2 separate regions of the Homo sapiens genome follow, and region 1 is linked to region 2. The links are chromatin loops, found by intact Hi-C in ENCODE. Cell type or tissue: heart right ventricle. All regions are shown on one strand. Links, peaks and the distances in the headings refer to the core of each region. The heading gives the core; the rest is flanking DNA. Region 1 overlaps KLF9-DT (KLF9 divergent transcript). Region 2 overlaps SMC5 (structural maintenance of chromosomes 5).

What was found. Hi-C counts contacts between places; a loop is a spot of excess contacts. Peaks named below come from ENCODE experiments on the same cell type or tissue, not always from the same donor. Only the 100,000 strongest peaks of a DNase experiment are listed, where the experiment ranks them.
Region 1: a loop joins it to region 2, with 8 times the contacts of the local background. A loop is called at or near these places in 26 of 110 quality-filtered maps.

What each region holds. Positions count from the first base shown.
Region 1 is chr9:70,508,956-70,511,874 of GRCh38, reverse strand. The region is part of intron 3 of KLF9-DT (KLF9 divergent transcript); the gene reads right to left. Among named protein-coding and RNA genes, the nearest start is that of KLF9, 96 kb to the right of the region's middle. In heart right ventricle, for the core only: CTCF peaks have their summits at 1,305 and 1,510 (motif pointing right); no DNase peak of the experiment used is centred there.
Region 2 is chr9:70,351,406-70,354,324 of GRCh38, reverse strand. It overlaps SMC5 (structural maintenance of chromosomes 5), which reads right to left. Exons shown (of 25, transcript NM_015110.4): 25 at 1-2,134. The coding sequence ends at 1,994. Among named protein-coding and RNA genes, the nearest start is that of KLF9-DT, 61 kb to the left of the region's middle. In heart right ventricle, for the core only: a CTCF peak has its summit at 1,334 (motif pointing left); no DNase peak of the experiment used is centred there; H3K27ac peaks cover 542 bases.

The sequences.
Region 1 (2,919 bases), core at 266-2,765, 160 kb before region 2:
GCGGTTGTCCCAGGACCATAACTTGAAAGCTACTGCTATAGAATAATGAACATGGGGTAAGAGGAGCTCCAATCCTGGTGACCACTTACTGGGTATGTGACCTTGGGCATGAATTCATGCATAAGAAAGAACCTGGCACAGACTAAATGTCTTCTAAAAAGCTTTTTAAAACCTGCTCCCAAAATATTTATGTAAAAAGAAATATGCTTAGGGATAGTGCCTGATTACAAAGAAACGACTCTCTCAAGATGGGCTATCAGGAAGGCTGGGAAGCACAGATGGGAAGTGAATTTCAAAAACCTTTGGCAGTGGTGGGTATCCCTTGAGTCATCCTTCCCAACCCTTGGTTCGCATCATGCATGTGCCCACTTTATGGAAAATTCCAGCTGTGGCTGCATATATTCTACTTACTCCAACAATTATCTATCGTATCTGGGCCTTTCACTCCTTACCGATTCTTCCGAACCTTCCTCTGCCCACACCATTGAACAAGAAGTCTTCTAAGAGTTTCCCCTGCAAAAATGAGTCTTTTTGATTGAATGACCTATTTGTACCTGCTGTTGGGGCTCTTTCTCCTCATCCTGACAGAGACCACCAGAGCTGTCCTCTCTCTCCTGTGCCTGCCTCTGACTGCAGGCATGGATGGGGGTCTGGGACTCATCCCAATCTATTTTCTCACTAGCTAATGAGCAGGAATTCTTAATTAGACTTAGTTCTTGGGGAATCATTTCTGTGGATGTTATAAATAACAGGGTGTGGTCTGCATTCGGAATCATAAAAATTAATTTTGGCTATGTGGTACACTCTGCCATTCCTATTCAGCCATCTTTCATGGCCACAGAGGTCCAAGAACACTAAGGCCATATTCCTGCCACCAAGGCAGCAGGGTTTTGAAGAACTTCTGACCATAATTTTAGTTGAATTATACTGCCAAACTTCCAAATTATTTGTTTTTTGAGACAGAGTCTCGCTCTGTCACCCAGGCTGGAATGCAGTGGCACAATTATGGCTCACTGCAGCTTGGACCTCCTGGGCTCAAGCAACCTTCCTGCCTCAACCTCCCAAGTAGATGGGACCACAGGCACATGCCAACATGCCCAGCTAATTTTTTATTTTTAATAGAGAAAAGGGCTCACTATGTTGCAGGCTGGTCTCAAATTCCTGGGCTCAAGCAATTCTCCTGCCTTGGCCTCACAAAGTGCTGGGATTACAGGTGTGAGCCACTACACCCAGCCCCAACCCTCAAATAACACAAAGACCTGAGGAAATATGGGGAGGCCCTAGCAGCCTGGACTTGCAAGTCCTCCGAGATTATATTTGAATAGAGTAGGAACCACATGACTGAAATGTTTAGGAGAAGGAAAGGCTGTTAGAGGTAAGAAATACAAATGCCCTATACTAGAGAAATCTGGTGCCCTACACTAGGCTTCATCAATCTGATAGGCAGGTAGCACAAATAAATATGTGAAACAGGTGAAAACTGTGCTTAGCAGGAGAGCACACACTCCACCTGAAGGGGGCAGCACCTGCAGCTGACTGTTACCAGGCCGCACAGTGGCCCCAGTGTCACCAAGCTCGATTTTTCAAGAGACCCCAGAAATCTGGACTTTTTAAAATGTGAAATCTGCCACTATTTAAATGTTTGCACATTTTAAGTCATACATATTCTCCAATAAAAATTCAACAAAAAACTTTTCCAAAAAGTTTCAGTGAAAATAGCCATGGGCTGCCAATTGCATCTGATAGCCCAAAATGTCATTCCCTGGAAGGCAAGAATATTTCTATTAACCTGAAACACTGTGGCTCCTGCTCTATGTTGCCCAGAGCTCAATTTTTGTTTTGATCTTCTAGTGTGATGAGAATCTGCACATTACATGGTCACACGACACAGAACTGTAGCTGATAGTTTGCCATTTCCGGAGCTGATTTCATGTACTTTTAACAGATCTCACAGGCTTACACAGGGATATTCTTCCTTCTGGAAGGTTGCAGAGATTAAATAATTACAGCCTGACTTCAGCTACTTCTGTCTTACCTCAACCACCACTGCTGGCTCCACTCTGTTCCCCAGAGTGCATGGCTACCCAGCATGGTCAATACTTATTTCTCGGTACCCTTTGGCAAGAATGAATCATACTGGATATAAATAAATAAATAAATAAATCCATTCATCCTAGGGGAAAACCAAAAGGTAAAGCAGAACAGTGAGCAGAGAAACAGGGAAAACAACACTATGAAAACACTTCGGGCCAGTGTGGTGGCTCAGGCCTATAATCCCACCCAGCCCTTTGGGAGGCTGATGTTGGAAGACTGCTTGAGGCCAGGAGTTCAAGGCCGACCTGAGAAACATAGCAAGACTCCACCTCTATATTTTATTTTTAAAAAAATTTTTTTAAACAACAAACCTAAAAGTAGCAAAATCCACCTTTATATTTTATTTAAAAAAATTTTTTTTAAACAACAAACCTAAAAGTAGCAAAATAAAGCAAATAAACCTAATTATATGTCTAGTTGATGGCATAACCACACAGAGATAAACTATTTCCTATTACTTTAAATATAGGACTGGACAAAAAAGCTATATTTGGCAATTATATTGTTGGCTATAGTATTGATATTGTTATTCTGGGACTGTTGTGTCTGTATTGTAGAATAAAGCAATTTAGTAGTTATATTGTATCATTGGGGCAGAATCCAGTGGCTTACGCCTATAACCCCATCACTTTGGGAGGCCAAGGCAGGTGGATCACCTGAAGTCAGAAGTTTGAGACCAGCCTGGCCAACCCTGTCTCTACTAAAAATACAAAAATTGGTGGGCATGGTGGCAGATGCCTGTAATCCCAGCTACTCGGAGGCTAAGGCAGGAGAATCGCTTGAACCCAGGAAGCAGAGGTTGCAGTGAGCCAAGATCACACCATT
Region 2 (2,919 bases), core at 302-2,801:
GAACCCGGGAGGCGGAGGTTGCAGTAAGCCGAGATCACGCCACTGCACTCCAGCCTGGGCAACAGAGTGAGACTCCATCTCAAAAAAACAAACAAACAAACAAACAAAAAAACTTTTGTTTTAAGTGGCTGAGACTATGTGCTAGACTTACTACTGTTTAATATGCTAAAATGATACATAATTTATTCTTCACAGCTCAAAATTCAATGTAAAGCCAAATATTAATTTTGTCCAGTAGAGAAATTAAATGTTTACAAACAAAGTATGGAACAGTTGTTGGCCTATGTAAATTGAAATGTAATTGACCATTTTATTTTCAAACATGCTTAATCTTCACGTGTCTTTTTCACATTGATACTCATTTTGCAGAAATAAGATGACTGGTACTAATTTAGACAATAAACAAACTACACCAAGCACATTTTAGTAAAGATATTTTGGTGGAACGCAAAGTAATTAACGATGAAAACATTTGGTAATATCCATTTACTAATATGTTACCAAGTTCTTCAATGTTTACATGACTTGCTCATATTAGTAAAAATGTCATTTTAAAATATTTTCACACTTCATGCACTGGAGTTAGTTTAAGAAGGGAAGGCTCTTTTAAAATGTTTATAAAGAAGAAAATACCTTTTTAAAGAGAAAATGTCTAAGTGAGAGGACATAAACTTATGGCTCATTATTTTTTGACCTAGTTAAGAATATAAATTTCAATGGCTACTTAAGAATATACAAAACCCAAACTGAAAGCAATTCTTCAATTTATTCAGGCAAGCAAGTCAAAAAAATAATTTTGTCATTACTGGCACAGATCCAATCCACTGTTCAAAGACATGACTTTGGACTGTCTATTTTCCTATAAGATTTATTTTTTAAAAGAAGATAATTTGTTTGGTTCTACTAATTAGTATAACTTAGAGATAAACAAATGATTTTCCCATTTAATTCTTTTGCGGTGAAAGAAAACAGTTTAAACTAGATTTTCTAAGATAATGGGTACATCAACATTGTAAGAAAGGCCCTATAGGCTTAAGTTCTAAAAACATTACGGTTTTAAAGAAATCAATGCTTTTCCATCACTCTTTACATAACACTGAGAAATTTCAAATATAAATTGTAGAAACCAGTATATGAAATTTTAAGAAAAATCTTACTAAAAATAATTATAAAATGCTTTTAGAAATGTAAGATGTAAAATATAATTGACTTTAAATAAAATAAAAAAAAGCAACCCCTGCCCCCACACTTTAAAAGGTTATTCTTTAAAAACCCTTGTCACCTAATTTTATTCTCAGTCAATCTTTTGGTTGTATTTTGCATCATCTAGTGGCCACCTTGCAGCATTTCAAAGCAGTTCTGCTACCATTTTTGAACCCCAGTGCTTTTTTCCCCTTGAAATACCAATAAAATTATAGCATCAAGTTTCATAAAACTTTCTTTTAAAGGCCCATAAAATTCCATTTCCTACTGGAGATAAGGTAATCTTTTTTAATAGGAAGAAATGACTAGATCTGTCATAAATTATTACTATACATTAGACATTTTCATATCAATTTTTTAAAATTAAATATAACATTGGGAGAAACTAGGACTTAGGCTCTAGAGTCATCTTTAGGCTCTAAAAGTAATTAAAGTTACTCTGCAATTAAAGCTCAGGGCTACCATATAAGTAACTTCTTGTGATTAACCCTTCTTCCACTGTACCTTTGATTTGTAATATTAAGTACATTTTAACATGAGAACTGAATGACTCATGGTCAGAGTGCCAAGAACTCAAGTTCAACCAAGACTGAAGAAGACTTAACTTTTACTACCAGCTGCTATTTTGGAAAGGTCATTATAGTTTCCATTATCAACCTATTTGTATTTAAAAGCAGGTTTCCAAAAATAACTGCTTTTCGTTTTAGTGAATCTCCTTTTATTCAGTTGAGCCATACTTATAAACAGAATTTAACAAAAAAAATTCCCAAGTTCCCTCTCTTTACTTTTATTAAGAAGGTTGAGTGAATGTAATACGGCGCCGCCGCCTTTGGAAAGCCTTTAAATTCCATGTGTTTGGTTCCAGCATATGAGGGCCATTGTAGACAAACAAAACTGTCATCTTTTCAGAATAAGGAAGATTTTGCAGGAGCTGTAAGTATTAAAACAAATTGTCATATAAGCTATATACTGAGAAGTATAGTTTTCCAACCTTACATGTGTACAGTCAAATGTATTATTTTATTTGCAATATTAATAAAACTTTTTTTTTCCCACTCTGCTGCTCAGGCCGGAGTACAGAGGTGCGATCTCAGCTCAGTGCAACCTCCACCACCCAGATTCAAGAGATTCTCGTGCCTCAGCCAGCCTCCAGAGTAGCTGGGATTACAGGCATGCACCATCAGGCCCAGCTAACTTTTTGTATTTTTAGTACAGACAGGGTTTCACCATGTTGGCCAGGCTGGTCTCGAACTCCTGACCTCAGGTGATCTGCCCGCCTTGGCTTCCCAAAGTGCTGAGATTACAGGTGTGAGCCACTGTCCCCAGCCAATAAGACTCTTAAGAAGCTCTTAAACACCTCAATATAAACCTTGCCAGACTGTAATCCTTACCTAAATTAGCATACCTGTAGCCTGGCCTAAGGAACAATCAAAATAAGGAATAATCCAGCCCTCTAGATTCACAGGATAACTGGGATTATTCAACTTCCTTGGCAGACCTTGGAAAAGAGTATGTCCTCCACAATTTTCCTAGGGTAGATACTTTCACTTTTTATTTATAAACACTTCTCAAGCAACTTCTTTGATAGCCTGGTATCCTGAAAAGTGTGTAACAGGGACATTTGTAGACTAAGGTATTTGGCAAGCAGTAGGGTATTAACAGATGTGACTATTCCACAAGACTATCTACTGAAAAAAAGAAGACAGATGACACTAT